Linked DNA regions of Homo sapiens: all the other regions are linked to region 1. Evidence: chromatin loops called from intact Hi-C (ENCODE). Cell type or tissue: natural killer cell. All regions are shown on one strand. Each heading gives the region's core, and the rest is flanking DNA. Links, peaks and the distances in the headings are about the cores only. Region 1 overlaps ZEB2 (zinc finger E-box binding homeobox 2). Region 2 overlaps ZEB2 (zinc finger E-box binding homeobox 2). Region 3 has its middle 8.4 kb from the start of TEX41. Region 4 overlaps QTMAN (queuosine-tRNA mannosyltransferase). Region 5 has its middle 70 kb from the start of TEX41.

Region 1 (6,283 bases), core at 1,284-6,283:
TTTATAGCAGCGTTAAAAAGAAAGAAAGAATGAAAGGTAACCTGAATATGCACACTAACAGCTCCGTATCGTCTTCTAGTTCTAACCACTACTTCAAATCTCAATCCCTGGACCCAGCTCAGTGATAGAACTAAATTTGTAAATAATCATGAATCATTATGATGATTACATTCCTCAATTGAAAAAATGAAAGCAAAGTACAATCAGACCCTTCTTGAAACGTTTGCTCCCCTTACACTCTTAATGTGTCTGTGCTGCCTGCTCTTCCAAAGTCTGGTTTTTAGAAACCCATATTAATTTCTAACCAAGGCTGCAGCAGCCACTGTAAACGTACATGGCTTTATCAGCTCTCATAGTTTCTTGGGTCACAAATGTACCATATCTGATGACACAGTGATCATCTTCCTTCTCCTTTCTCTTTTCAGATCCTCTAACTTTCCTGTCAGAAGCCTGAAAAAATATGCGCAGTTACTGTTGCTGAGGGGAGACAAAGTTTAACTTCTGGGTTGGCAATCGGAGAATAATTCATGAGCAGATTTCTAGCAAATGATATGATTTGCTAAATTTTGGTCTTTGATTTATATTTATGTACTCCTGCTACTGCTAAGGTTTTGCCAACCTCAATTAGATCATGAATGAGATCATTTTAATTCAGCCCCCAAACTGTGACCTGACCATGGTCTGAAAGTGTTCAAAAAGTAATTTTAAGCCTCCCTTTGATTTGAAAAGGAATACTGCATGCTTGGTCGTTCATACAAATAACATAAAACTTAATTATTGGATGATTTGGCAGAGGACCTTCTTGCCAAACAACAGTCAATGCCAGCTACTGTGATGCTGGCGCTGCCCGGGCCCCCGAGCCCACAGCCTCCTTGTATACGGGCGTTTGTTCATTGTGTCTCAGGGCAAGATGCTTTCAAATAGGATTCACGGATCTGGGAGGCAGGGTGCAACTCGAAGGGTGTACCATATTTATAACTCAAGTTTAAAAATGCTGTCTCACCTAGAAGGGAAGTAGATCTGCGCTGTCAAATCACCAGGAGGCTGTGACAAAGGGAGCTTGCAGCCTGACACACGGTGTAACAACATAGCAAACACCTTTAATTCCGTCATGTCTCATACCCTTTACTTTCTCACACATTTGTGGCTGCTCGAATGTTGACACCTACACTCTTTTTCGAAACTAAATAAGGCAATCTTATTTAAGCCCAAATGCAACACCTGTAAAGTTATTCTTGTGCCCAGCAAAAAATAACCATTAACTCCTTCCTCATAAATGCCTCTCTGCTTGCTTTGGAAAGTCTCAAGTTGGTAACGGCCAGCCTGAGGCCCTGACTCTGAGGTTCACATGACCTCCCAGGTTTGGACAGATAGGCAGTACTTCCCCCTTGAAAAGATGCGAAGGCTGAGATCATATCACTGTCCGAACTGGCCTCTCATAGCTTTTCAAGTTGAAGCCCCTTTCTTCATCACAAACTTCTGGTGTCTTTTATAGGAAGGAGAGAGGCCCCAGCTGCTTCATTCCCTCTAGCTACCGTAGTCTAATATTTTAAAAGCTAGAAATGAAAATAGCTTTTCTAAAGATATTTCCTGGAATTTTTAATGTGCTGCCTTGATTCCTTTTTTCTATCTTTTTTTTTTCCCTTGCCAATTATAAACCACCATTTGGAGGGCTTATGAGCAATGTAAGTCCACCTCATCTAATTAAACCACATTGTTTTAAAAGCTTGAACAGTTTTCATGCCTATAAGACTTGTCTGAATAATAAACTGCTAGAGCCAGAATTCTGAGTGTCTTTGGAGAGCCAGGATTTTATCTGCTGAGCGCAAGGGGCCAGGCACTCAAAGAGTTAAAGAGTGTTCCCGCATTGCTGGGTAGGTTAATATCACAGCTGCCTGGTAAAGCATTATCCCCGTACCTCACTTAACAAAAGCCTCCTTTTGCAAACAGACTCCCACTTTCCCCGCAAGTGTCCAAAGGTGTTTACTGAAGTAAATCTGCCTAAATCCTTCATTGCTTGGGTCATGGGGGTGGATAGGAGGGGTGGAAGGTGTAGGGATAATCTCTTTTTGTAAATTCTGTAAATCTTCTGGGAAAAAGAAAAAAAAATCAGGAATCTGTGTCACATGTTCGCACAACTTCTAATATATCCGTTAGTTTTGCTCTTATAAGTGAAATCTTCCACAAGGGTTATTGGAAAAGCCCCCGTTTCAAATCATTCACTCTGCTGTTGGAAGAGATTGCACTTCCAAAGTTTGTGTGTGTGTTTGTGTGTGTGAATGTGTGTGTGTGTGGTGCATGTGTGTGAGCGCATTGTATCCTTAATCTAATTGTTGGGAGAAAATTATTGGTATCTCAAAAGTGGTTTCAGAAAGGGGAAGAAAAAGACAAGACAGTCTAGGAGCAAGATAATGTCGCTGAAAAGTTGTCACGAGAGGTTTCTGCTCTTGCTGTGGTCTCATTCCAATACCATTAACTGCATGTTACTTTTGCATGTTGAAAATGGTGGCAAATAACACAGTAAAACCTGACAGGTCTGCCTGCGAGGGTTTAAACAGTTCCCAGGAAGGAGGCCTTTAGGCACAAACTTTCTCTCACAAGAGAACGTGAATACCACCAACCCCTCCCCTACAAATCCTGAAGCATCCAGTTTGAGATACAAAAAGGCTGTCATCTCACAAATGTTAAACATACTAAAAAAATCTGAAAAAAAAGTATGGAGAAGGTGTGAAAAACGTGGCACTTTACAGCCCTCAAAGCTTTTTAAAATAGCACAACTTTTCCCCCTAAAATTCTTTTCAGAGAATTTTTTTTTTCCTTTTTGGCTCATTTGAGAGTTTCTTCTTGGCTTTTTTCCCCTTTCATTTGAAAATATGAATTATCATAAAAAGTCAGGGGGAAAAATGGGAAAGTCTTTTCCAGTTTTCCTGAGGATTTATCAGTGTGTTCAGGCTGGGTGTGAGGACCCGTCACTGAAACCAGACCAGGGGCCCAGTCTCCAGCTCGCCCGTCCCTCCCACCCCCAGGGCCCTCACCTCTCTGGTCCGCTGGTAAACAATCAGACTTATTAAAGCCAAATCGTAGGCAGCACTTAAGGGCGGGAAGTCCACACACCTGACCCCAAATCTAACAGGCTTCTGGGGGAGAATTCGATCCCCTCCTGACACTTTTTACCTCAAGTGTTGAGCGGGTGGCCATGAATAGTACAGACATGCCATCTTGTAACACTATATGCCTGTCAGGAGGGACAGGGCCTGGTGGAGCATCAGCTATATAAGGCTGGTAACTAGGGGAAGCCCAACAAACAGCCACAAACACCTAAGTTATTTTACTCAGCTACTACCCTGTGCCTCTCTCTCTCTCTCTCTCTCTCTCTCTCTTTCTCTCTCTCTTTCTTTTCATCTTGGCTTTCTGTGGCAGAATGCAAATGGAGCCTGCCGGCGGTGAAAGGGCTGAATTGTGATTAAGAAGAAGAAGAGCTCCTTTCTTTGTTCTCCCCTCAGGGGATGTTTACTGGGAGAGACACAGCGGATCAGATATGAAAGGCATTCAGGTCAGCATTGATGTGAGCGAAAGTGAAATCATACCTAAGGCATTCAAAAGACCGCCGTGTCAGGGGTTCAGCTAACGGTGCAGCTACTGGGTGTGTGTGTGTCTTCCCGGAGAGGCAAAAATCTTTTCACAGACTGGCAGTTTTTTTCCCCTCTCTAATTTACTACAAAATTATAAAAGTTTTTCCCCCATTTGCCTCCCACCAGATGACACAAGAGTTGGTATTTTCTGTCTTCATGGACCACACGCGAAATCAGACCAACTTCTAATAACTGTTGTTTCCTAAATGAACCAGCAAGGCACCATCTGAACTGTGATTTTCTTTTAAACAGGTGTATTCATGTGGGCTACATATATGCATAATATGTAGGAGAGAACGGAAAGAAGAGAAAAGCCAAAAGATACACGCATGGATGGCTTTTCTTCTTACCTCCTCAGAGGAAACACAAGACAAAACACACACATGCACATACACAGCATAAAAACACTACAGAACACCTTAAAATGAAATCCTTTATTTACTTTGTAACTACTAGTTACACTTTTCCTGAGAGATTTCACTCTGACATGACTGTCACACAAGATAAAAGTATTTGGCACATAGCTATTAAGGCAAAGGCTTCCATGGAGCCTACTGATTATTATCGTTTTCCTTTTAAAAACTGCTTGATGAAGAAATACTTGGATCTTACTTTTTAAAAGTTTACCCTCCCCACAGCCCAAATAGTCATTCAATAGATTTTCCAAGTGGTAAGCTGATGCTGTTGGCATAAACAGAGCTATGTAAATATATACAAAATTCACAAATCACAGCAAACATACAAATAATGAGGAGGTGCCTGGATGTTTCAAGGCTTAAAAATGAAAAGGAAAATTACATTTCATCTTCTGATTGCTAAAGACAGAAAAGAAGTAAAGAGGGGGAATAGGGCTATATTTATTGGTTTAAATCATCCTTCCCTCTGCTCTGAATTATTTTTTTCAACCTTCACATCTTGGCTAAAAAGCATATTTGGGCTTATGTTAACATCTGCTTTTGTGGTGACATTTAATTCTGTATATTTTCAACTAGTGTTTCTGCATCACAGATTTTCCTCCTTTATCTCTTTGCTCTGAAAAGACAACCAAAGAGCAATCAAAAAGGTGTCTGACTTGGCCATTCAGACAATTGCCCCCTTGTGGGAATGCGGGAATGAATGGTACAGTGGACACCCCAGCACCATTGACGTTATAAACATGTAAATGAAACACATTAGGGCAGACAATCAATTGTCTGTGAGCATTGCAAACCTGCACTCCCTCTCTCTGTGACAGGCACAAAATAGTGTCTACCTTGGGAAGCCACGGTGCTGAGAGGAAAAGGACAAAGAATTTCCTTTCACACAGAAGAAAATGCACCTTAAAAGCCTTGGAAGAATGCAGATGACAAAAACTGTTGCAAGGAAAAGAATCTCCCACATCTTAGAATAAACGCGGCACTGCTAGAGGCTAGCAACGCCCTCCTTTCCTACCTTCAGGGTAGACATACATTTTTCCCAGGAAATATTCTTAATATGGCATCAAGGTCTTTAATAACCTCTTGGAATTTTCTTTAAGCAAATTAAGAAGGAAGGGAAACACTGAAACCTATGACATAGCAGTTGAGCAGGGAACTTTAATCTTGGTTTTACCCTATTTGAAAACAAATGGTGGAAGACGTGAATTTATTTGTATCTGGTAACAGAGAAACAATGTAAAGTTTAAAATCCTCAGCCCACCCTTAGTCCTGGTGGACTGTCACTCTATGGACACCAGCAGCCTACTGGCTCTGCTACGAAGGAAAGCATGTTTCTACCCCAATTGGCTTAGTTTTTCCAGACCAAAATAAAACAAATAGATCAGCCTAGATACATAGCCCCCAGCCTTGTGTGTGTGCAGCGTGACAAAACTTGCAGAAGATCTCCACAGAGAAAAAAGGATGGAGATGGATATCTTTGGAGCGCCCTCAGAACTGGTACCTGCCACACAACCTGCCCCAGTGCTTTGAAAGTCAGCAAAACAGGCTCCCTAGAAGCTCATCAACTTTACGAAGAAAGCTACTTGCCAAAGATTTCCACACTTTGCAAAGATAACCAAGTCTGGACTGACAGTGATCCGAAGGAAACTTCCTTGTCTAAGTGTGTATGACTCTCGTTGCCCCATCCCAACTTCACCTCTCAGGGAGGAGAGCTAGGAGGCACCTCCTGGAGAAGGGGTTGACTGCATTTTCTTTCCTTTTCATTTAAGCATCTCTGAAACGGGAGCAACTTCTCCGTCCCTCATTGCCTCTAACCATCACTACCAGCACCTCCACTCCTTTAAGGAAGTGGTAAAGAGTGAGGGCTTATTTTAAACAGGGATAACCATTTCTGCTCTTCTGATTGTTTCTCCTCTAGGATCCAAAGCCCTGAGAACATTCAACTTGATCCCTGTTCTTTGCCACTGAAGTTCAGAGACCAAAGGCATTTGTAAAAAGCTCCCCTTCTCCTTCACACTGTCCCCAACCCTTTAGTGGAAACTCTGGAGAAAAATCAAATTTAACTTTTCCTTTCTTCTCCTATTTCCCTTTTCTCTCCTCCTAATTCAGTTTTTCTTTAAAAGACAACTTCATTTCTTTCTCTGAAACAAGCAGTTTCCGGATTTGATTTTTGCTACAACGTGCATGTCTCTGTGAGATTTTTCAGAGGCTGATGCTGGAAGGTGGCGGGATGGG
Region 2 (6,283 bases), core at 754-5,753, 130 kb before region 1:
AGTGCTTTCGTTTCCAAAATACAAACTTTCTTTGAGCCAAACAATTTCTGTTTTCCAGGCTGACGGATCTGCCTGTGACCAGACACAAGGCAGGTGGTCTTGCGTGAGTCTGAAAAATGAGATTCCTCTCATTCTAAAATCAGAAGGGCATAGAATGTCATGTTACTGTTCTTTTTATAGGGGAGGTAATTATGAATAGGCCACAAACAGGTTGCTGTGCTCATTTCTGGACAAGTCACTGAGAAGAATAACTCAGGAGGCCTCGGGCTCCCACGGAGCGAACCTCATAGATTTATAAACTGTTTTCTCGCCTATGGAAACATGACATTGGATCAAAGGACCTAAGAGGTTCTATTCCTCCAGATCCTCTGAATTCCGTGGAGTTGGTCCTAAGTACTAGATCACACTATAAACCCTTCCCATGACCTGGGAACTGTTTTCTCTACTTCTCTGACATCATCTTCCACCCTTCTCCCTTGTCTACCATGCTTTGTTAGGCTGGCCTTCTTTTTATTCTCCAAAAAAGCCAAACTCATTCCAGCCTCATGTATTTGCACCTGCTGTTTCTTCTTCTGGAACTCTCACTGCACAATCTTCCCATGGCTGACCTCTTTACAACCTTCAGGCTCAAGTCAATCACCACTGCCCTCAAGGGCTTTTGTGGATCTGCACCCACCCCCAGCTGACTGTCCGCTACTTCCATCTCATTTACAATCACATCACCTTCTTTTACCTGCAACAAAACAGCACTATCTGAAGTGATCCATAAAATGGTTCTGTTTTCTACTTTCCCCACTAGAATGTACATCCCTGAAGGTGAGGATATTGTCTATTCACCGCTGTATCCCCAGGACATGCAAAGTGCTTCTCATATAGTATCACTCACTAATATACATATTATTGAGAGAAAGGTGTCATTTTGTGTTTAAATAGAGGAAGCAGCAGGGTACAGAAGGGAACATGGTTGAGACTTCCACATTAGTCCCTTCCTAAGGCACTTGGAACTTGGTATTATCCTTATTTGTGTATGTCTGCCTCTGCCAGATTGTAAGAAGCCTGAGGTCAGTAATCCTGCCATGTTCATTTTTGGGTAGCCCATAGTACCTAGTATTGTGCCTTACACACGCTAGGTACTCAGTACATTGAACTATTATTGATGTTGCAACTATTGTTATTTATTAGTATTATTTGTAGGCCCACTAAATATAATAAAATGAAAGCATCATACAAGTAGTAGAAGTATCAATAGAAGCAATAAAAACATCTATGCCATAACTGGAGATCTGGCTTCTGGTCCCAGCTCTGCCAGTAACTATGGAGTGATCTAGGGTTTTATTTCCTCAGAACACCAGAATTTGAAAAGCCAGGGCTTTGGATGAGAGAGCATCTAAGATTCCTTCACACTCTAACCTTTTGGTCTGTTTCTGTCTGTTCCAATTTTCCCATTGCAGATTTATGAATTCCTACTGCTCCTCTTACTGTGTACACCTGCTGCCTTGTTTCCTCCTCAGACCACGTCAGGATCATTCAGTGCATTCAGGGTTCAGAAAGGTCATGAGCAGAGAAAGAATGGTACTGAGGACTCATAAAGTGGGCTCAGGCTGAAAACTGTGGGTAGAGAGGTTGGATGGAGCCACCACTCTCCAATGGCCATGAGCACTGTCAAGAGTCTTCAACATAATGAGTGGGTAACATGTAGCAACAGCAGTTAGTAATTTTTAAAGAGCATTTTTCAAAACTGAGCATGTCTCTGGCTCTTAGTTAAAACAGACTCTAGCCCACAAGCGATTAATAGTCCTGAGATGATGATGTGACATCTTAGAGTTAACAAAGGGTTTCTAAAGTAGATTATTTTCATTGCACTCTTGCATGGAAGAGTTCTTGTAGACCAGAACGAACTTCTTGTAGGAAGTAGAGAAACTAACTCATTCCTTCTAATGTTTCCATAGCCATTTGAAGAAGAGTTTTACTGTGACATGTTGGAAAGAACACTAAACAATGATGCAGAAGACTGAGATTCTGACAATCTATGCTTAACTGTTTTCTAGAGACCATTGTGGGACGGAAACAAACAGCCTATGTGGTCTCAAGGATCTGTAGACTTCAGTTTCCTCATCTATAAAATGCAGGTAGTAGATTAATAATTAACTGCTTTTATTTTTCCAAAAGTTACAAACATAAAGATTTTCTTCTTACTAAACTCACATGAAAATTTTACTGAAGAATGAGAACATGAGTTTTGACAATTTTAAGGTAGACGCGAAGTGTGTTATAATTTGGTCAAGCCATAAAGGAGTTAACACAGGCCAGTTCGTAAATGAAGGTATCTGACATGAGGGGCCATGACAATTCCTGGGAAAGTTTTTGTACAAATCATTATTCTGATTTTCATTTAAAAGGTCAAGGAAGTACATATTAAGCAGCTCTTGTGGTTAGAACTCTTGTTCTCAGAAGATTTTGTGGATGGTTCCATCCACATTTATTTTAAAGTGAGTGAAACTTCCCTTGTCATGGAATTGTCTTTGATAATACAAAAGCACTTTACTCTGCAGAAAAGGGAAAGAAAAGGCTCTACTTGGGTGTTTGGCTGATTATTTCTAAGCCTACTTTTCTCTCCAGTACTAGTGTGTTAAGGGTTAAAGCAAGTTGGGCAGGGTGGTTAGTACTTCTCTTTTTCCCCTCTTGCTTAGATGTACCTTCAACCGGAAACCTATGAGCTCACACTTTCTAAGCATGTTCAATAATGAAGTGGTAGACCTCCACAGAATGTTTCAGGACTCAGGAAGTGGTTGAGGGTTATTCAATAGTTGGTGTTCTCCCTTTATGTCTGCACCAATCCTGGTCTGCACTACAGGGTTGGGAAATGTTGTTTGTGTTGGAAGTGGTGTCTTTCAGAAGAGATGTAAAAACCAAGGTCTGGGTTGCTTGTGGTCACTAAATATACCGTAATGTTTTCGGTGAGCATAGGGTTGTTCTTGAGTTTCCTTTCTAAATTTACATTCTTTTATTCATCCACATTTTTTTCAAGTAATTTGAAGGCTGTATTTCTCTTTTCTTAAACAAAACTAGAATGGGTATAACCGTACTTCTTCCCCCTATAATAATACCGTTTTAGGAATGAATAAACGTGATTTTTTCATGTTTAAGGAAAGGTCATTAACTAAAATCTAAGTTTCCCATAAAATGAGTAAAGATAATTTAATATTTTCTCAATTTTGTTGTTGGCATATCTTATAAATTATATAGTTTTTTTTTGGTGAGGCTGTCTTCGGAACCTTTTATTTTTCCAGTATCAACATTTTAAATGTCTTCGATGTAAGATAACAAAATGTAAAATGTCTGAAAAGCACTTCTTTTCAGACTTTTTCCATGTCTTGAGTATTTTTTTTAAGAAACACAGCTATTCAAATGTACACACACAAACTTAGCAAACCTGCACACACGCACACATGCGCACACCCACATACACTTTACTTCCCTTTGACTGCTCTGAAAATGGTCAGAACAGGATCATAATGCACAAATCTTTCTCTGAATGTTTCCTTATGTTAGATCAATTCCTTCTGAGTTCTGTGCTTGCCAATGCTAAATTTCCTGCCAGGGCAGTAGTCTATTTTTAACATTTTGGGGGCTTATCCTTCGTTCCAAATCTAACAGGCATATTCCATGGAGTGAAAGAGAGAAAGCTGACTGGGTGCACTTACAAATCAGGATAATCAGGATTTGCAATTTCTGTGGAATCAAAGCTATGAATGAGAAAGACCAATTAGAATACTTAAAAGATCATTTGTCATCACTTTAATCTTCATGTATTTTTTACTCATCATTTTCTTTGACTAAAATTATTAGAATCTTTGTCATATTAATCTCAAGACCAAATCGGAACAGTAGTGTTCATTTTCTATTTTCAGTATTTTGGAGCATTTTAACATGTCATGCTAGATTATAGGTAGTAGGCGACTCGTTTAATAGAGAAAGTTTTAGCTTGTGGCATATTCAGCATCATATTATCTCGGTGCCATTTCTCTGACTAATTCCACATTTCAGATACAAATGAAGACTGAAGGATTTATTTCTGTTATTTAATAGCATTTGTTTAATTCCGAGATTAATATATCATCTTCAACCCTGAAACAGAGGCCCTCTGAAACATCAGACCCAAAAAATTGGACACAGCCTACTAGCCCAAAAAGAACATGTTGCCAATTATCTCCATGTTTATTTAAATATTTTGCTCTAAAGGAAGCAATCATTCCTTTATACTTCTTTAAATTTAGTATTGACATTTTTATTTTGGGAAAGGAGGTCTTTTTTTTTTTTAACATGGATACAGGAAAAGAAAACTCTCCAATAAAAATATTGTCTAAAAAGTTTGTTTTGTCTGCATGATTTACTAAATATGTACAATTTCAATTCACAGCGAAGGTAACAAAGATTTAAACAGCCAACATCACAAATGTCTCAAGTTCTAAAAAAAAATCACTGTGCACAGTTTAACAATTTAATTGAAAAAACCAAAGCTAAGCCTTCAGTCTGAATCTTTTTTTATGATGGGCACAAGCCATGTATTTTCTTCATCTTTGTTACACGATGCATATTTCAGTGACTAAAAGCCCCTTCCCATTTTAGTATATTAGGTTATGTCAGTACATACTTAAGAGAGGCATAAATTGCCTCTTGGTACACCAATATGATTTGTGATGTGTTCACATATATGTCATAATATTTATTAATATATAGAATGATCAGATGAGTCACCTGTGATTTTTCTTAATGTCTTCAAATGTAGGAATGTTTTGTTGCATGTATAAAATTTTTCAGAATTTATAGGAGTGCTTATATAAGCGATAATAATTGGACCAGTGTCCCTTGATGTAAGGTGTCTAGAAAGAACTCTTCTGCTCTTGAAATATAGAGATTTCACATCTCTACACAATACAGGTTTATAAAGTTTGCTATTATATGATCAAGTGAGTGAACCAATTAATCATTAGAAACAAATGTCATTGAATACAGAATAGTTGAGTTACAGTTAAGAAGGGAGCCATAACCTCAGCTGCCCTATAAAATCTATAATAAGGTGGTTTTCATATATATATTTTTTCCCCATGTGAATTCTTTGGTGTTTTTTCCCCCTCTTTTTTTAGTGCTATGATTGATGAACATGCAATGTGAGATTCAAATAATTGCATTGAGCATGTTTATTTGAATAATTGCCCCATTGCACAATAAATAAATCCGCTGAGTGTGTTTGTTTGAATGTTTTTACATGTACATGGGATCACATAGTCAAATAAATGCAGCTGTGTTTATTACAATGTGTGGGGCTCCAGATATACACACACTTGTTTGTGTGTATATCCAGGGCCCTACAGCCCCTGAATGGCCTCACACATCTTGGAGCAAAAGCATGGTTAACAATTTTTCAGTTCAAATACATGTAAACTTATTATTGGGCAGTCTCCTCAAATTTGTGACTAAGATTTGCTTTTATTAAGGCTTACATTATTAGAAAGATAAAAAATGACCTTTTTAAAAGTTATCTGATTGTGAAAAGTATCTAATACATTTATTCATATTTATTCAAATATAGTCCCTTCTTTCCCCTTTCCTCCAAGCCCTCCCACTCCGCCCCCAGTCCAATTCATGCTAAGGAAGATGTATGTTTTGTTTAGCTCTTGCGGAGAAATTCTGATACGCATCTCTCTTCCCAGTTATTTCAGGCCTAAGCTTACAGTGTCATGTGAAGAAAAAAGAAAAGATTGCACAGATATGCTAGAATACAAAAGGCTCTTGGAGAAAATGGGCAGGGGTGTTCAGTTGTTCCAGTGTTTCCTCATCCTCCCCTGCCCCCTATTCGAGGGGGGAAAGGTTAGATTTAGAACTAAGCGTGTGGGAAGAGTAAGTAGTTGATAAAACAGAAGAACACATCTGATGTTACTAAAATGCACATCTCTTGGTTGTGGAGGGGAATTTCTTGTTTGCGACCTTGGAGAAGAATCTTAAGACAAATCAAAAGTTTTTATTTTTCCCTAGAGTTAGAGGATTATGCAGCCCTAATGTGCAATCGTGTCCAGCGGATAAATAGCATTAAAAAAAACTCCTCAGATATGGGACATTGTAGTGATTGTCACAATTCACAAGTGTTATCCTGATATTTTCAGACTCAGGTATTCTGAGCCTGCCTATGAAATGGAGTTAGGAACAAATGACAGAGAAGGGGGTAACAGGAGGGGCAAGGCAGGGTCTGCCCACCCTCCTCTACTTCGTGCACACTTTCTTC
Region 3 (6,283 bases), core at 456-5,455, 150 kb after region 1:
GTTTATGTGAATTCAAACCCTCCTATGCTTTTCCAGAATTATTTGAAATGTTAGTAAGCCTTCTTTGTAAAGCTCATTTTCAGTTTAAACAGCGTCAAATAAAATCGTATTTTGACATCTGGAACACTAACACAACTAGACGATAAGTTTTTAAAAAAATGTTCAAAATTTAAATAGAGAAAAATAAATCTAGCTCCTCAATGTAAAATCTGAAGGGAAAACTTTGCCATCCTCTGATTTTTGGGCTTGGTCTATTGGACAAAATGATGAGAGTAATTTTTTAAATAATCAGGTTATTATTTTTTCACATACAGATAAGAAATCATTTAGCAGATGAAGGTTAGTAGGGGTTAGTCATGCATAAAGGAAATTTCTTAGGTTTGTATGGGAGTGGCAGCAATAAGTGAGGTTGGTCATTCTGCATGTGCCAAGGACTGGAACAAAAAGAATAGATGTCTTCCAGTAAGAGGGCCAAATTTCTAAGGTGGCTTCAAAGCATTCTAAAAAATAATTATGGCTACACTTTAGATTTTCTTTCTATGCAATTACAGCAATTTTAGAGGAGAGGTTTCTAGTTACATTACATCAAACTGAAAAGTTTTTTTTTTTTCTTTTTTCTTTTTTTGAGACGGAGTTTCACTCTTGTCATCCAGGCTGGAGTGCAATGGTGCGATCTTGGCTCATTGCAACCTCCGCCTCCCAGGTTCAAGCGATTCTCCTGCCTCAGCTTCCTAAGTAGCTGGGATTACAGGCGCTCGCCACCATGCCCGGCTAATTTTTGTATTTTTAGTAGAGATGGGGTTTTGCCATGTTGGTCAGACTGGTCTCGAACTTCTGACCTCAGGTGATCTGCCCACCTCAGCCTCCCAAAGTGCTGGGATTACAGGTGTGAGCCACCATGCCCAGTCCATAATTGTTTGTTTTTCCTTAGTTGGCTCACCTCAACCCTCCTCCCCCACCACAGAAGGCAGGTAGTAGAAAAATCAAAAACTGTTCTCTCAAACTGACAGAGAAAATTGAATCTATATGAAGGCAAAGGTGCAACTGGCCAAATTTGTCCTTCTTTCCAAATAAATTTTATGTATAGATGATTAAGCAGTGTATGGACACCTTTATCCTCTTTCTACCTGCCATCAATTTCTTATAATAAATTCTCTCTAAAAATAAGGATATTAAAATCAGTGTTACATTCAGCTGCTGGCTTTCAGTTTTTAGACTTTGATTGTTCAGTTGTATGCTAATTAAGACAAACTTCTAGCCATAAAGTTCTTTGACATATCTTTTCTCAGGGTAAAATGAATGTGGCACCTAAATAGTTTGAAAATCCAGTTTAATTTAGAAAAGGCAAAACCAAACCATAGGTATAGAGAGCTATAAGTATTATCTAGATTTATCAGTTGAATTACTTGTGCTATTTAAAGACCAGAGAAGTTCCGTTTTTAATACATTATTGTTATTTTTCTGAAATATCTGACTGTAACAGAAGGGACTTATAATAATATATTATGATTTGCTCATAGTCTGATGGCTACAGATCCTGAGATATTACTCATCTTCTTCATCTGTTTGCTTTTATGTATGTTCATCTCAGTATTAAATAGAATATTAAATGATAGATTTTTCATAAAGTAGGACTCTAATAGAATTTAAACAGGGAAATCCAAACATACATTATGAATAATTGCATATAAAAATTGCAATTCTTATGTAGTTTATCAGGATGAAAATGAAATAATAGCTCATCATCACTGTGTAAAGCCATCAGGTTTATGTGATGTTAGGAAAAATCCTCTTAAGGTCAGATAATTATTTTGTGAAATAAGCAGAATTCCCTATTATAATTTGTGAAAACTTTAAAACTAGATGAATTGATATTATGCTTCTAAAATATTTTTTTCAATTATTTGCACCCAGAGTCTTATGACTCCTTAGTCAGATTTTGTGCATTTTCTCCAAGTACATTATTTTCTTTTAAAAAGCTAGCCTCAGTGGGGCTGAGAGAACTCAAGAGGCACATACATAAATTGTCTTAATTTCTGAGAAGTGTGGGTCTGACAATCACTTAAAACAATATAGTTGATATGGCTGTCAGGACAGACTCTTTTCAAAAGAATGTTTTTATAGAATATCATCATGACACTTTGCTCAGATGGATGTCTTTAACAGTATTTGATTAATGTAACGTAATAAAAGAGATGCACACCAAAGTGTCTGTACATGTCTTGTTAAGTATGTTTGATTCATTATATGTGGTTCTCAGTTCTTTCCTCTTTCCACAGTTCACTTTTTATCATTTCAATAATATATCTATAAATATGAAAAAGTTGGCCCTTTCAAAGTCTTTGACATATATAGCTATTAATTCATAACTCTAAAAAATCGTATCTTTCAACCTGTCATTTTAAAGCTTGTAGAGTTTATTACAGCAAGTAACCTGTGTTAGAAATTAGATTTTGAACTTTAGCAAGAAGATAAATAAGCTCATGTACCTAAATGTTAAAGAAAAGATACCTAGACATAGTTCTAAGTTAGAATGATATGAAAAGATCACTTATTAAAGATTATAATTTTAAACTCCCTGAAGATAATATTAAAGTTTATATTGTTTACCAGTTTCCCACTTATTTTGTTTTCCATCTCCAGATATCAATCATTGAGCAAGCTTGTTATAAACAAAGCTCTCCAATTACAGTTCCATGATCATCTTTGTTGCAATGAGTTGATGAGTTCAACTTCATGGTTTATATACCAATGACATAGAAGGTTTTAAGTAAAAGTATTCTGATGGCATACTAATAGTAGTACAATTGAGTATCCCTAATTTGAATGTCTGAAATCTGAAATGCTCCAGATTCTGAAACTTTTGAGCACTGATAGGACACTGAAAGGAAATGCTCATTGAAACATTTCAGATTTTCAATTTTTGGATTAGGGATGCTGAACCAGCATAATGCAATAAAGGAAAAAAAAAAAAGGTCCAAAATCTGAAACTCTTCTGGTTCTAAGCATTTTGGATAAGGGATACTCAACCTGCCTTTATTTATATACACATTTTAGGTGTTACTGTTTTAACAGGGGTAAGCCCTGTATGGTAGATGCTCTTTTACTTGCATTTCACTGATGAGGAAGCTGAGGCAGAAATCACATGCCCCAGATCATACAGATGCTAAGGGGCCGAGCTGGGCTTAAAATTCAGCAGTCTGGCTCTGAAGCTCTTGAACTCCTTGAGAGAGCGCTAAACTTGGAATGTTTTCTTCGTGGTGCCTTTGGTCCTGCTTCATATTCTTTAATGCATAGGTAACAGCTTGGCTCCCTCACTTCCCACGCTCCTTTTCTTGGTTCAATTAAGCAAATCATGGCCCAACATCAGGGTAGCAAGCCTGCAGTGTTCCACGTAATGAGCTGTGACTCATGGATGATTTGGGGGTTTTGGGTGCCAGGCTAGCACATCATGTGTGAATAAGCTTGTGGCAGGGGCTGAGGGTGAGGCCTGAGGACATGGTTTATGTTGGAGCCTCGCGGTGTTCTGGGTGACTCATGTACACTCAACCGCAGAGTCATGAACCGCTTGCACACACCCAATGTCAGGTTCACTCCGAGGCTGTTCTCCCACAGCCATTTTACAACTCTATCTGTGAAAAGCACAGAACGTATTTTGACCTTTTCACCGTGGGATCCTGAAGGGGACTTAAAGAACAGCCTTCAGGTCCTGCTGGTCCCTTCCTGGGAAGACTTTTATTCCCTCGGAGCTAAGAAAGACACCTAGATGGTGCCTTCCTCTCTCTTGTGCTGCTTGGAAGGCATGGGCTTTGGGGTCAGCTAGACCCTGGGCTAGCTCTTGGTTATGTTCCCAACACCTCTGAGACCTTGGGCAACTGACTTATTGTTCTTGGACATGGCTTTCTTTGAAAACCATAAAACTTATAGAATGGGATGGGAGCATTTTAAAATACATTTATGGGAAATTAACACAGAAGACCTTGTTTAAACATTATTTTTAGTGGTCAGCCAATGGCTTCAGCTTAGGAATGACTGAGGCAAAAGCACTAATTAAGGATGGTAATTTTATTCATCTTTGTATCTGTTTAGTGTCAAGTTGTAGGAAGAGAGGGTTTAAAATATGAGCTAGTAACCCCCCCACACCCCGAGACTCTTTAAAACTATGAATAAAGTTAAGAAAACTGTGCAAGAACTAAGAGAAGGTCAAAGGAAAAGAAGCGATGGACATTGTAGGTTCGAAGCACACCAGGCACCTTCCAGGAGAGGAGAAAGTTCAGGAATGTGGCCCTCCCTGCACTGCAAATCCCTTTGTGGCCCCTTCAAGCCTCTAAGCTCTTTTACCTCAGCTCATCATTAATGCTGATCTCCCCAGGTAGGGGAGAGGAGGTGGACTTAGGAGGCTTAACTACATTGCTTAGGATTGTATATTTCAGAGACACTGACTGATGTGAGTCACACAATTATAGTTCTGAGTCCTCCTCTGTTCTTGAGTATAGAGATTGGAGAGGAAAGCTGTGTTTGTGATTTTAGAGTGCCCGGGTCAGGCACTTCCTTTTTGTATGTGTTTTGGGCAAGCCCCTTACCTTTTGGAGCCTAACTTACCACCCCTGGGAAGTGAGGGAACTGAACTTAGTGCTCTCTAAGGCCCTGTTTGAGTTTGCATGCCATTGACTCTGGACTTTTCTAAATAAACAAGTAAACTTACAGTTACCATGGAGAATGTCTGTGTCCTTGCTGATCATTGTAAATGTCCCTGATGTCAAAATGCAGGATGATAAAAAGTGAAGTTGAAAAATGAGGAAGGAGTGTGACAGGGAGTGATCTTAATCGTTTTGCAGGGTGTGCACTTTTTAGGCTGCCTAAGGGCAGAATTGAAATATATGCCTTCTGCCAGCATATTTCAGAGTCAGCCGAACTACATTTTGGTTAGGAACTACCTTGTCCAGAAAGAGAGGGGATGATAATCAAAGCAAGGGCAGTCCCAGAGCTCAGATGATCCCTTTTTCCTGGTGAAGGATATCCTTGGATGGTTGATTTTCTATTGAGCCTTTAAAAGAGAACGCTAGGCTTAACAAAGGGTCAAGAGTCCACAGCTGAGGAGGCCGAGAGGAGCCAGGGAAAGGAAGTGGTTTAAAAGACTTACTGCTATTATATTAGTAATAAATTTTTTCGAATTTATTATTGAAATTTATATATATATTTCAAAAATATACCAAAATAGAGTGAAGTGTATGATGGATCTCTACATTCCTATCAAGAGTCAACCATCAATTCATGGCCAATCTAGTCTAACCTGTATCTTCATTTAATCTTGTTTTAACAAAATTCTTTTGAGACAAATCTTGTTCAATTTCATCTGCAAATATTTCCAAAGGTATTTCTAAAATTAAGGGCCTTTTTAATTTAAAAGGCAAATGCAATAATGTTAAAACATCTAAAAATTAACAAAAAATTTTTAATTGTATTCACTAGCAAGTCAATGTTTAAATTTCTCCAATTGCCTCATATACATATTTTTTTAAAAATTTGTCTGAATCTCGATCCTAATAAGGTCCATAGAAAGCTATTGGGGAATATGTGTCTTAAGTCTCTTTTACTCTACAGGTTTCCTTCCATCTTTCTTTCTTTCTTTCTTTCTTTCTTTCTTTCTTTCTTTCTTTCTTTCTTTCTTGTGAAGAAACTAGGCCATTTTTTCCTGTGAATTTTCTGATTTTGATGATTAAATTTCTGTGTTATCTTTTGATATGTTCCTCAGTCTTTTCTATTTCCTGTAAATTGATATCTAAATGTATGATTAGATTCAATGAGTTTTTTTTGGCAAATATATTTCATACATGTGTCATGTATTCTATTAGGAGACAAACAATGCTTGATAGTCTCTTTTTTGTGGTATCAGTAGCCATTATTAATCATTGTCCAGATCCCTTAATTCATTAGAGGCTGCAATACAATATATTCATTCTATGAATATAATTCCTTTTAATCTAGTAGTTGTAATATTTCTAGAAGAAACTTTTCCTGTTTGATTACACTGAGGAAATATATGTTCATTATATTATCTGTATGTAAAACCCAGGCTAAATACTGGATTTAACCCCTCATTTCCAGTTTCAGCCTATTTTGCAGCCTTCTTCAGAAGTGACCAATGATAGCTGTGTGTGTTTTAAATTGTATTTTTTTGAATGCATGGACTTAAAAATATTTAGCCTGGAAATTTTCGAGTCAGATGAATATAGGTTTGAGCTCTGGCCCTGCCTGTTACCTCAGAGAGTCTTTCCCTTTC
Region 4 (6,283 bases), core at 922-5,921, 330 kb before region 1:
TCTGTTTCTTATTTAGTCACAAGACTATTACTGCTGGAATCTTTATAAACACATTTGCTGGGACTGCAACAGGAGTCCAGCTTATGTTGTGAAGTCAGAAAAATATGTGCCAGTGGTTTTCATGATCTATGCACACAGTGCATTACAGAATTATTTAATAAATTAAAGACAACTAATGCAAAATGTGTTCCTTTCCCCCACGGGATTAAGCATCTAAAAATACAATTTAGTTTTAGATTCAAATACTAGTTTTTTAGGAACTAAGTAACCAAGAAAAATGTTCAAAGAAAAGTTGGTACAATATTATTCATTATTCAAATGTATTTACATAAAACTAAGATCACTAATAAGCTCAATGTTCTTAAAACTAATTTAACTGGTAAGAAATAATAATTTTAATAACTTGGCCAGGCATGGTGTCTCATGCCTGTAATCTCAGCACTTTGAAATACTGAGGTGTGTGAATCACTTTGAGCCCAGGAGTTCGAGAACCTGGGCAACATGGTGAAACTTCATCTCCGCTAAAAATACAAAAATGAGCTGGGTGTGGTGGTGCATGCCTGTAGTGTCAGCTTCTTGGGAGGCTGAGGAAGGAGGATCAGTTGAGCCCGGGAGATGGAGGCCGCAGTGAGCTTAGATCATGCCACTGCACTCTAGCCTGGGCAACAGAGTGACACCCTATCTCAAAAATAAAAATCAATCAATAAATAAAAAATAACTTATGTGACAGTTATGACATTACATTATTTAAAATGCAACATTCTAATAGCATTAGTGAACATATCCAATTAAACACATGAAGAGCTCTGTGGGTCAAATATGCCCTCCTTCAAATTCAGACTCTGAAAAAAGCGCTCTGTGGCCCAAGATCTCCCATGGCAGATAAGCTAGCAACAACCCAAAAGTGCCAAACTTAGCATTATGTAAGGGTTAAGTCATACATTAAAATTCAATAAATGTTAAAAGTGGAAACTAGGAAATAAAAGAGAATAAAAAAAAAGTAAAAACTGGCCTTTAACATTTCAGTCCACAGCACAATGAAAAATATTCTCAGACTTAAATTGACTACATGGTACATTCAACATGCAAAACCATTTTAGTGTAGATATAATAATACATAGTTTTTTAATCCATATAAATTGTCTACCTTTTCTTAAAATAGATAATTATAGAACAATTTCCTCAGTAGGTATGTGTGACTTAAAAGCTTCCTCTTTAGAATACCTTAGAAGTGGACGGGCATTGTGGCTCAAGCCTGTAATCCCAGCACTTTGGGAGGCCGAAGTGTGTGGATCATCTGAGGTCAAGAGTACAAGACCAGCCTGGCCAACATGGTGAAACTCTGTCTCTACTAAAAATACAAAAGAAATTAGTCAGGCATGGCGGTGCACATCTGTAATCCCACCTACTTGGGAGGCTGAGGCAGGAGAATCACTTGAACCAGGGAGGCGGAGTTTGCAGTGAGCCAAGATCGCACCATTGCACTCCAGGCTGGACAACACAGTGAGACTCCGTCTCAAAAAAAAAAAAAAAAAAAAAGGAATACCTTAAAAGTGCTGCAGGGCATGCCTGATAGGCACTGATTAGTTAGTAGGCTGTAATCAGGTGAACTAGTACTAAAGACTATTGAGTAGCATCCACAGCAAGTTATCAGGTACATTATATATATATATTATATATATAATATATATATTATATATATAATATATATATATTATATATATATTTTATATATAATATATATATATTATATATATATTTTATATATATATATATTATATATATATATAAAATATGAGAAAAGAGAATATTCTTCAATTGTCCATACATAAGAACAGGAAATATTTGAAACAATTATTAAGCAATACTTTAAAAGATTTCTATAGAAGGTTTTCTTGTAAGCATTATAATATCATATCTGAGTCTAAGAAGCCTAAGAAAAATTAGTCCCTCTTATTAGTGAGATTCATTTTAATATTTCTGAGTTTAGATATAGTTTCAGCCTACACTCTTTTTGGTTAATATTGATACAATATTTTATTAACAATTTAGAGGTTGGGTTTCAGGTGAGCAGAATAAATACACTATGTTTATAAGCATAAGATATACTTTTAAACCAACTTTTAAAATTTCACTGGATCTTTCAACATTTGTTTGAAATCCTTACAAGATATTCATCTATTTGTGGCATCATATAGGTCTGTCTCCCCATCTGTCTATGTTTTTCATGAAGACTAGTATCTGGTACATGTTTTTTTTCCTTCTCCACTTTAGTAGCTATTCATTGGCCCACTACTATGCCATTTCTGTAATACTTGTCCAACAGTTTTCATCAATCATTTTTTAATAAAATACAAGCTTTCTTTTACAGGACAAGGGGACATGTAATCAATGTATTTAATTTAATTCTGACTAAATTTCATTCTATATGGCTAGAAATTTAATGTCATCAAAATCTATTATTGTCACAATAAATAATCACATTAAAGCATCATACTAAAATCTATAGGGCTGAATTTTTTAAGAGCAACATATACACGGTTATTCATCTAGCCTTTTAGTCTTATCTTCCCAAATGTAACTTTCTTACATTACATGGCCAGATTTGTTAAGGAATTCACATCCTGCATGTGCGGACATCTTGAAGAATCCTTTTTTAACAGGATATCCTAACAACACCTCCCCACCCCCAACCAACTTGGTAGCCTGACTCTAGCACACACTCATCTGGTTTGACTAAAATCATTGCATTACTTGGCAGTGGTTTCCTCATACGTGGCGCTTAGAGCTCATTGAAGCTCAAACAGTACAGGAAATGCAAATCATGCAAACCACCCTCATGATGGCTACGTACAGTGGCGTGATTGAGCGGCAATACGCACGGCTCGTGGGCTGACCACATGAAAGGAGACATTTAAAGACCAGATGAGCAAAAGCTGGGATAAGTTAGAGAGTATGTGTGAGCTTCAAAGCTGGGAGAATAGCATCCTTATTTAAAATAGGAGTTTTTTATTATTTTTTTTTATTAATAACACCTGCCTAAGTTCTTTACACTGAGGGAAGTACATGGAGGTAGAGCAAGTCAAACATGCACTATACTGAATATAAGTGGGCCAATCCTTCTTTTTTTAATAGCCAGGTATGGCAGAAGAGTGGAATACTTTCCATCTATTTTTTTCACAAGATTTTCTACAAGTGTTAACAATTATGAGAAATATTTTCTTTTAGAGAGCTTAAAAGAAAGATAATCTAGCAAATGCTACAATATTTGCTCATAATTCCTTAAGTGTCAGTTTCATTGCCACGTTAATAAAATTAGTTCCTCCAACAAAAAAATAAGGAGCTATAATGCTTAGGAATTCTTCAACAAAAGGCTTAGAAACAATATGGAATTTTCTATTAAAAGAATATTTGAACACGGTTAATACAGTAATGAGAGTGGAAAAATGGCTATAGGAAGTATTTCTTTTCCTTTTTGGAAATGATTTTTTTTAGATGCTTCCAATTTACTACCAATTACAGAAGGGACTAAATATAATAAATTAACCAAAAAAATCATTCAATTTTATGTTTCCTTAGCACTTAAAATTATTTTCCAAAGCCCTTTAAGTATCTGTTATTTCATTTGCATACAGGGATGAGGGCATCAGGAATTCTATTAAAGCACTGGCTCCCTATATAGGTATAACTCCATATACCTATATAGTTAGAAGCTTAAATAAGTAAATTTTAAAAATAAGAGTTTAAATAAAGGAGGGAAAAGTCTAATGCTCTAGATGAGGAATCAGAAAACCTAACCGTAAATAGCTATATGATACGGGACTTACCACTCTGAAACTTAGCTTTTTCAACTGTAAAAAAGGTGCTATTACCAAACTCTTACCATCTTTCCTGACCACTTCTTAATTTGAAAGATCAAATGATACGGTATGTGAGAAAATTACACAGTGCTATACAAACAGAAAAAATATTGCACTATTTATGAGGCACTCACATTGTGCCAGCCACTATGTCAGGCTCCAAAAATATATTATCTCATTTGGATTAACTTCACCTTCACAATAATACTGTAAGGTAGGTATTATTAGTCCCATTTTAAAAGACAAGAAAACTGAAGCTCAGAAAAGTTAAGCAATTTCTCCAAAACCTTATAGCTACTAAATGGCAACACTGAGGGTAACTACATTAGGCCATACAAGGATCTGTTCTCCTATGTTTCACAGTCATCTACTGTGGGTCTGCATAACTCTTAGTTAGTTATGATTTTAACAGCAACTCAATGCTACCCTCTAAGAAGTAGATTTCAGTAATGCAGAGGTTCTCTAACGTTCCATTGGACGCACCAGCTGGAAAGCTGATGCACTTGTTATTTTGAATTGGCCCATATTAATTCATCAACGTCTACTTCTTCCTTAATTTATCCTAAATATAGGCAAAGATTACCATGTTTGATAACCAGAAAGAGTACTAGTAACCATAATCTTCTTTGAAGTCTCGAGAGCTACTGCCTTGAAATTTTAAACAAGGGCTGGTTAAGAATTTCTGACGAGATGCAACAGGACTTTCTGAGTGACAACTGTCTTCCTTTCCAAGCCAAGGAAGGCAATTGGATGTACAGCCACTAGCAAGCAGGAGTTAGCTGTTTTCTGTTTTGTTTTTAGATAGCTTGTAAAAGTCTGTAGGAGAAAAGAAGTTAGATTATTTTTAAACAAAATAAAACAAAAATCAATGAGCAGAAATTGCTTAAATTTGTCAAAAAGGAAAGCTATAGACATAGGAAAGATAGTTTGTAGAAAAGATTATAAAGTCGTACACAAATGGCAGGCAGGCAATGTATGTTTGCCTGTATAATAACAGAGCAACTGGCAAATGAAGAAAAGTCAGTGCAGAAGCTACCCAACAGGATGATTCAGATCAGTTGAGACATGGTATTCATTTACAGCTAGACAGTCCATCAGGTAACTGAAGCCAGGACAATGCCCAGAAGAGTATGGGTCAATATATCTACTAGGAATACTGAGTTTCTCCTTCTGCCTTCATCTCTTGAAAGATATCAAGGATCCTATTAGAGGTACACACCTTAATCCATCTATAGGAAGTCTGAGGTAGGAATATTATGCTACAATCTGAAGGTCAGAGATTTGAAAGCCATTAGTTACATCATGCCCTGTTTTATAAGAGAAACAGATATAAAAATCAGGCACTGAAGAGCCACAAGTTCAAAGATTTCAGAGATTATGTTGTAGAGGGTGGAAGTCCCTCCCTGTAAATTAGATTTGCATTCTGAGGAGGAAGTAATAATGTAGACTGGAAATAAATATGCAAACTAATGGGTTTTTTAAAATTTGAAATTTCCAGGTAAGACAAAACTAATACATAGATGTATGTGGGTTTTATTTTCGTTTTGTTTTGGATAAGAGTTCATTCCTCTTCAAATTCTCCATGACAATTCTCAACAGTCCCACTGTCACACTTTCTAGCTGAAAAACAAAGCAGAATCTGCTTGATGATTGAGCCTGTTTCTATTTGCCTTCAGTGGTAAGAGAAAAATATTATTAATTTAGTCATCCTTTACTTTTGTGTTTAAATTATTTCAAATTCTTTCAGTATTTATTTTCAAACCTGTTATTGATTTTCTTCAGTGTCCTCTAGGTAATATCAAATTTGCCACATTAGGTTCATGTTATAGAATTCAATACCAAACACTCAAAATCCACCCAGAAATGTCATCACCTAACTCTCCTTTTCAGTAACTCACTTAACCTCTCAAGACCTCCCTTTCCTCAGCTGCAAAATGACAGCAGTTTGATTAGAATAACTCTAAAGCCATAACTGTGTTAATATTTGTCATGTCATCTTAGTGTCAGGTATTAATATCTTAAGATGCTTAATCTTAATAAGAAAAAACAAAGTGACATCACAGAAAATATTATATAATAGCAGACAAATAACACCTTATTCATACTACTCTGTGGACAATCATCTACGTGATTATTGTCAAGTCACTGATACCACTTTGTGGTTGTCTTGTCTGTTTTTTGTTGCTGTAACAGAATACCTGAGACTGAATAATTTTTAAAGAACAGAAGTTTATTTAGCTCATGGTTCTGCAAGCTAGAAAATATAAGGGCATGGCCCTGGCTTCTGGTGACATAACATGGCTGAGGTCAAAGAAGAATCAGACACGAGTGAAGAAATAAAACCGAAGAAGCATCCTGGCCTTTTAACAACCTGCTCTTTCCAAAACTAATTCATTTCCACAGGAACTAATCCAGTCTTGCGA
Region 5 (6,283 bases), core at 397-5,396, 87 kb after region 1:
GTGAACAGATGGGTGGTAGGTGAAAATCTAGCCTCACTCCTGGAAAAACAAAGCCCGTGCCATACTGTCTTTTTTTTTTGTTTTTTTCATCTGGACAGAATGCACCACTTAAAATGTGAGCTTGTTACTCAACCTTCCTTCATCTCTGTTTCCTCATCTGTAGAACGGAGATAAGATTTGCTCCCTTTCTACCTCACCAGGATCTGTGAAGATTAGATAATGGCTGTAAAGTCCTTATACAAAGGTACATACATTACCATAAACAAAGAGATTAGCTGACAAATAAAAAAGAAAATATTGAAAGGACCCCCCAAAGTGTATTGCCTAATACTTTTGCATTAGTATCAGTAGTTTGCAGTGCAATCCATTTGGAGTTTGGTTTGGCTGAAAAAAGTTAGGTGTGAGTTGTATAACCTCTCTATTAGTAAGGATAAAAAAATGGTTTGATAGTGAACATTTGTATTAATAAAAACAAAGTGGGCTTTGAATCTGAAACAGGTTTCATTTGAAAAGGAGGTGAAGGCAAAGGTCTCTAGGAACATATGTGCCACTGAGCAATATTTGCATATATTTGATCTGCAAGCACGCTTCAGTGATTTTCACAGTATACCTTGGAGTTTAGGTTGTAGCAAAGAGCCGTTACCATTGCTCAGCAGCACGATCTACTCTCTCCAGCTTTATTATGGCATACAGCGACAACTTCATTTTTAGTGTTAAAAAAAATCCTCTTCACTTAATTCAGACAGTGACCTGCAGGCCTCATTCTGACTGAAGGAGCCATTCAGAATACTTCCAGACAAAAGCAGGGCTTTTTCCTAGCAACCAGATCAAAGCCAAATCTCCCAGAATAGCTCCCTCCCAGGTTTCCTTTGGCGCATAGGTTCACAAGGATTGTAAGGCTCGTGGTATCCAGTTCAAACTTCTCTTTCACACTGCAATGGAAAGGAAAACTCCTGAGGAATTTTCACAGACTCTGAAAGCTGGCGAGCCTTGCAAAGAGCACTTAATCCTGGGAGAACATGGTGGTCATTGGGAGCATCCCTAACTTTGTTATCGCCTGCATCTGCATGTACATTCTGTCGGACTCTCAGAGAATGAGGTCTCTGTTTCCTTTCTGCCAGTACCTAATATCAGCTATGCCCAGGAGCCGGCTGATGAAGACTTCCTGTTTGTTTTGAGTCACTGTTAGAGTGATAAATATACTTTAGCTTTCTGCTTCGAGAGGAAAGAAACCAGCTGCCCTGAACTGAAGAGAAAAATGCAGAAATTCCACTGAATGGCCCTGTTATCATGGAGTTTCAAGGGCAGCATAAAAATGAAAACTATAAGCCTGGGCAAAATGAATAATTTCCATATTAAAGCATTTTGCTGCATGCATAGACCTAAGTTGTTTGTCTTTAATCATTTAGGCGAACCATGCATTTTTCACTCTTCTAAGACTAACTCAGCGTTTAGAAATTTTTAAAAAATGTAAACTTACACTACAGAGTAATGGTAAGTTATATAAATAAACAATTACAGTTGTGGTTTTTTGATCTGACCACAAGCTTTTAATGCCACTTTTTTTTTTTGCATGAACATATAATGCTTCTGGATAAACAATAATGTTTACATTGTCAGGGCATCTACTGTTGTATTGAGTCATTTACATACATGATTATTTGGATATAGAGTAACCCAAGAACAAAAGAATATTATAAAATTATTTAAAACCAGAATGACAGGAAATCCTTTACAGCTTAAATAGCACTTCTTAAATGAACTCATAGACTTTCTAAGTTGTGTTTATATCTCATTTTTGTCCTTTTATTTTGAATAAAATAAAAGGATGTTGGATTTGATGACCAGTGTCCTTTGAGTGGAAATTACTATGTTAACTCTGACCTGGAAGACAGTGAATTTAGAATGCTTGTTAATGTGAATGTCGTGATCACTGCATTCGGCGGGCTTTTCTTTTTTAGGCTTGGTATAGACTTGACTTCTAGAAGTTGCGAGTTGGAAAACATGGCAACAATTTGCATGTGCTTGGAGTGGGTATGAGTTGCTTATTTCCTCCCAGTAGGTATGGTCTCATTAAAACTATTTCTAATAGTAGAAGATGAGTAATTTGCTAATAATCTATGATAAATCTTTCTGTCCAGGATAAAAGAAATGTTTAATTAGGAAATTCAAAATAAAATTAGCATTAACACTTTCATGCTGTCAAATTAGTGATGTAGACAGGGAGGCAGGATGGTGTGCATCGGCCTTATGTCAATGTATCTGGATGCATTTGTAAATTAAGACTTAAAAATGCACATGATTAGCTGTATGTAAAAAGGTTCCTCAACATACTAAAGTCAATGATTGGGCCATCAACACAGCGGCTTCCTAGATGGGAGAATTCCAGCGCCAAAGGCTTAATGGAGAATGGGTCCTTAGCCTTTAAAATCTCACATCAAAGGAAAATCATGTGAAAGCGGCAACCCATAAAGGAGGACATGCATTTAGAGATGCTCTGCACATTAGTTAAAACAAAGCCAATTATGCTAAATATTGTTTTTACATTATAAATATGTTGTATGTACTGTGTGTCTTTTTTATATTCTCACTTTACTGACAGAGGGAGGAGGAGAAGGAAGTATTTTTAAAACATGACTAAGGATGGAAGGATTAAAGGACCGAATAATATATTTTCTTGTCATAATGGAGACCTGTAAGTACATGAACTTAGAAATAATAGAACCAGAGAATGGATGGTATTAGGAGGAGAGGAAAACAAATAGCAAAGCCAATATTTTCTGTGGGTAGGAAAGAAGGGTATAAAATTTATTAGATAAGTGTATTGCAAAGCCAAGTATGGCAGGGAACAATTTTAGTGGATATATCTGCTTCTGTACTTTTAAGAGGAGGTTAGAATTTGACATAAATAGATGAGATGGGGTTTAGGTGAGGTGTTTTTGGTAAAATCTATCATTTAAAATAAAATGGAACTTTAATTGGGTGGGACCTATCACTTACCAAATGTAAAAAGGTGTGATAAAACCGCGCTTTACTTTTTTCAGCACTAATGAATGTCAAATACCTAGTGCTGAAGTGAAACTATTATGGTCAAATTGACGCTACACATGTCAAATCGTCATTCTTCTCAGCAACAGTAATTGCTTAGATTGTTTAAAACTAGCTTTGGTTGTGATGGTACATTTGTGATCCAGCCTTAAGGAATGAAAAAGCTGTAGGAATTCTCCCCACTTATAACCAACATCCATTTCTACATGATTGAATAAGAACATAATAATCACTTCTTATGTTTGCAGATTACACTACAATTTACGAAATGCTTTCACTTGTAACACTTTGAGTGATCCTTGGTTGTGTCTGGTTCTGGTTGTAAATGGGAACAGTAACAGGTAGTCCTCTGTCCTATGCCAGTGGCCATGATGCCAGCAATGTGGTTCCTTTTTAGGGGGCAGCCATGTCCCCCACCCTGCCTAACAACATTTCAGGAGCATCTTCCTATGAAGCAGATGCTGGAAAATGAGTATTTTTGAGTGTAGTCACTTGTAGAAAAGTGAAATCAAAATGTGTTCCATAGCAATTAACCCCATATTTCCCTAAACTTATCGTGACACCACATTCCTGATCACAAGAGTTTTAGACTGTTCTTTTGAAGAAGGTGAGGAATAGGCAGGGGAATAACGACTACGAGATATTTAGAATCATTTACTGTGTGAGTGAAGGCTTTTAAAAAAGAATTCATTTACTGGAAGTAATGAGGATGAGGAGGGGTTTTTCACACCTGTTTTCACACTTATGAGGTGATAAGTCCAGCCCTCACGAATAAAATGGCAGGTTTCACACTAAACCCACCCAGGCATACTCCTCTAGTCTCCTAACTCATTTATTCTTTGAGAATAAAGAGTCAGAGGCAAGATCGCTTGCTCAAATGAGTGTCGGAGAGTAGTTCCTGTCATTCTTGCTTTGCCATGCTGTCTTCCAGATAGATGTATATGCCATGATCTGCATATCATGTATGGATCTCCAGACCACCATTGCTAGTCTCCAACGACTTTCACTCTAGACCAACAACCTTCTTCTTTGTACTATTACTCTTGATCTTTATATTCAGTGAATTAGACAACTGCATTTATAAATTTTACCAACTGGACTCACACAGTTTTTACATGTCTTGGGTCCTCTTGACCACCATTTCTATCCTGCTTCAGGTACTCATTGACATGAATGTAATTTAATTCACACCATATTTCACCTCTCAAAATGCCTATGTGGTCACAATCTAGAGTCATGGAATGTTTCTTCAAGTGGAATCAACCTCAGAGATTATGTAGGGCAATATCTAAAAACCAACGAACAGAACTCTTGTTTACTGACTCTCAGGCTCATTCTTTAGCATTTTTCATCAGGTCAGGAAATGCCACCCTCATCTACACAGTTGTTGAAAAGAAAAACTCCCAGGACTCCTGCTTGATTCTTATGACCTTCACCACCCTCTATCTAGTCATCAGTCAATCTTATCTTCTTGCTATCTTGAATCTATCCAATTCATTTTCAAGAGCCAGCCATCATCTCTCACCTTGATATGGTAAAAGCTTAAAATGCACCTCCTTGCTGCATATTCTCTCACATTTTCCTGTGTTATTTTCTACATATCACTTTCTGAAACTTTGTTTGTGGATTTGCTTCCTTTGTGATTTTCTGGCTTTGCTACCTCTTAGTAGGATATCAGTTCCAGGAGAGTGGATACACTGAGTATAGAGTGCAACATCAGAGGCACTCAATGAATATTTGTTGAGTAAATGAATTCCTACTACACAGACTAGAAATATGGGTCACAAAGAAGTTAAGTGCATTTCTAAGGCTCACAAGATTAGTTAGTAAATCTACAGCTAGAATTTAGGACTCGATTCTCTGTCTAAAGCTCTTGTCATTTACCATATTGTGGCTACTATTATTATTACCTTGTAAGACTGTATTATATAGATTTAGGAATGCTGTCCTCAGAGCTTCTGGCTTGCACTGTGGGGCTGTCTGGAAAGTGAGTGCAACTAATTATAAGATCAGTAACTAAGTGGCTGGCTAAAGTCCAAGACAGACCTGTTGCAATAAATTCTACTCTTTAGCAAAATTTTAGCATACTGTCCAATGTAGGTAAGTAGCTTTAAAGACCTCTGCAAACTTCAACCTTCTAGGTGATCATCCAATATTATTTTAGTTGTAATGTCACTTTTAAATATAAAACCATTTAATCTTTCTTTCCTTCTTTCTTTTTCCTTTTTTTCTTTCTTTCTTTTTCTCTCCTTCCTTCCTTTCCTCCCTCCCTCCCTTCCTTCCTTTTCTTTATTGATGGAGTCTTGCTATGTTGCCCAGGGTGGAGTGCAGTGGCTATTCACAGGAATGATCTTAGTGTACTACAGTCTCAAATACCAGGCCTCAAGCGATCTTCCTGCCTAAGCCTCCCAAGTGGCTGGGACCACAGGTGCATGCCACCACACCCAGCTATTTAATTTTTAATGTAGTTTTTCCTTCTGTCTCTGGGAAGTACATTTCCACCTTTTAAGGCATATCTTTCTTTCTGTGCTTGTGTTTTGAGTCCAATTTTTCAGCCTCTTTTGAGATTTTGTTTACTCATGCAGTGGTAGCCTCTTTCCTACAACCCTGCCTTTCCCTCTTCACTGCCTTCATTTGTAAGCTACAGTGCATGGGCATTAGAGTCTGGACCTCAGCTGAACCCAGGCTTTCCCACTTACAAGATTTTTGGCAGCGGACAGGTTACTTTATTCTTCTGAACCTTGATTTCCTTGCACATAAAATGGGGATAAGGGAGGGCAATTGTGTCAATTAAGTAAAAAACATGTTAACTTCCTGACATATAATATGCACCTAATGATAGCTATAAACATTATAAAAACAATCAGATTTCGCTTATCTGAAAAAAGCATTAACAGAAATGAAGACAACGCCAACATTCTCTTAGCTCTGTTCTCCCTGATTATTAATGCTTTGCTGCCTATCAATTATGTTCATGGGCAAAATTCTTGACAAATAAGCTCTATATTTATATTTTTCCCTTTCTGTTATCAGATATAACAGATATAATACTGTTATCAGATATAACAGATATAATACTGTTATCAGATATAACAGATATAATACTGTTATATCTGGACAGACTAGAAACATGTGCTGTTCAGTGTCAAATGTAACATTCTTGATTTTTCTAGGCAACCTATGGTTATTATCAGAAATTTCGTATTTCTCATGTGTCTATGTTCTTATGTTGTAT

The links. Peaks named below come from ENCODE experiments on the same cell type or tissue, not always from the same donor. Only the 100,000 strongest peaks of a DNase experiment are listed, where the experiment ranks them.
Region 2: a loop joins it to region 1, with 2.4 times the contacts of the local background. A loop is called at or near these places in 4 of 110 quality-filtered maps.
Region 3: it touches region 1 in a loop (7-fold over the local background); 2 of 110 quality-filtered maps call a loop at or near these places.
Region 4: it touches region 1 in a loop (5-fold over the local background); 3 of 110 quality-filtered maps call a loop at or near these places.
Region 5: it touches region 1 in a loop (4-fold over the local background); 9 of 110 quality-filtered maps call a loop at or near these places.

What each region holds. Positions count from the first base shown.
Region 1 is chr2:144,507,338-144,513,620 of GRCh38, forward strand. The region is part of intron 2 of ZEB2 (zinc finger E-box binding homeobox 2); the gene reads right to left. Among named protein-coding and RNA genes, the nearest start is that of ZEB2-AS1, 9.1 kb to the right of the region's middle. RefSeq lists enhancers at 2,955-3,870, 3,518-3,587, 3,618-3,667. In natural killer cell, for the core only: no CTCF peak of the experiment used is centred there; a DNase peak (open chromatin) is centred at 3,414; H3K4me3 peaks cover 1,476 bases; H3K27ac peaks cover 5,000 bases.
Region 2 is chr2:144,380,298-144,386,580 of GRCh38, forward strand. It overlaps ZEB2 (zinc finger E-box binding homeobox 2), which reads right to left. Exons shown (of 10, transcript NM_014795.4): 10 at 3,784-6,283. Among named protein-coding and RNA genes, the nearest start is that of QTMAN, 51 kb to the left of the region's middle. In natural killer cell, for the core only: no CTCF peak of the experiment used is centred there; a DNase peak (open chromatin) is centred at 2,764; H3K27ac peaks cover 470 bases.
Region 3 is chr2:144,656,409-144,662,691 of GRCh38, forward strand. No RefSeq gene overlaps it. Among named protein-coding and RNA genes, the nearest start is that of TEX41, 8.4 kb to the right of the region's middle. In natural killer cell, for the core only: no CTCF peak of the experiment used is centred there; a DNase peak (open chromatin) is centred at 3,493; H3K27ac peaks cover 2,326 bases.
Region 4 is chr2:144,181,126-144,187,408 of GRCh38, forward strand. All of the region lies in intron 4 of QTMAN (queuosine-tRNA mannosyltransferase), which reads right to left. Among named protein-coding and RNA genes, the nearest start is that of QTMAN, 150 kb to the right of the region's middle. In natural killer cell, for the core only: no CTCF peak of the experiment used is centred there; a DNase peak (open chromatin) is centred at 2,826; H3K4me3 peaks cover 526 bases; H3K27ac peaks cover 1,147 bases.
Region 5 is chr2:144,595,280-144,601,562 of GRCh38, forward strand. No RefSeq gene overlaps it. Among named protein-coding and RNA genes, the nearest start is that of TEX41, 70 kb to the right of the region's middle. In natural killer cell, for the core only: no CTCF peak of the experiment used is centred there; DNase peaks (open chromatin) are centred at 1,152 and 3,092; H3K4me3 peaks cover 862 bases; H3K27ac peaks cover 4,977 bases.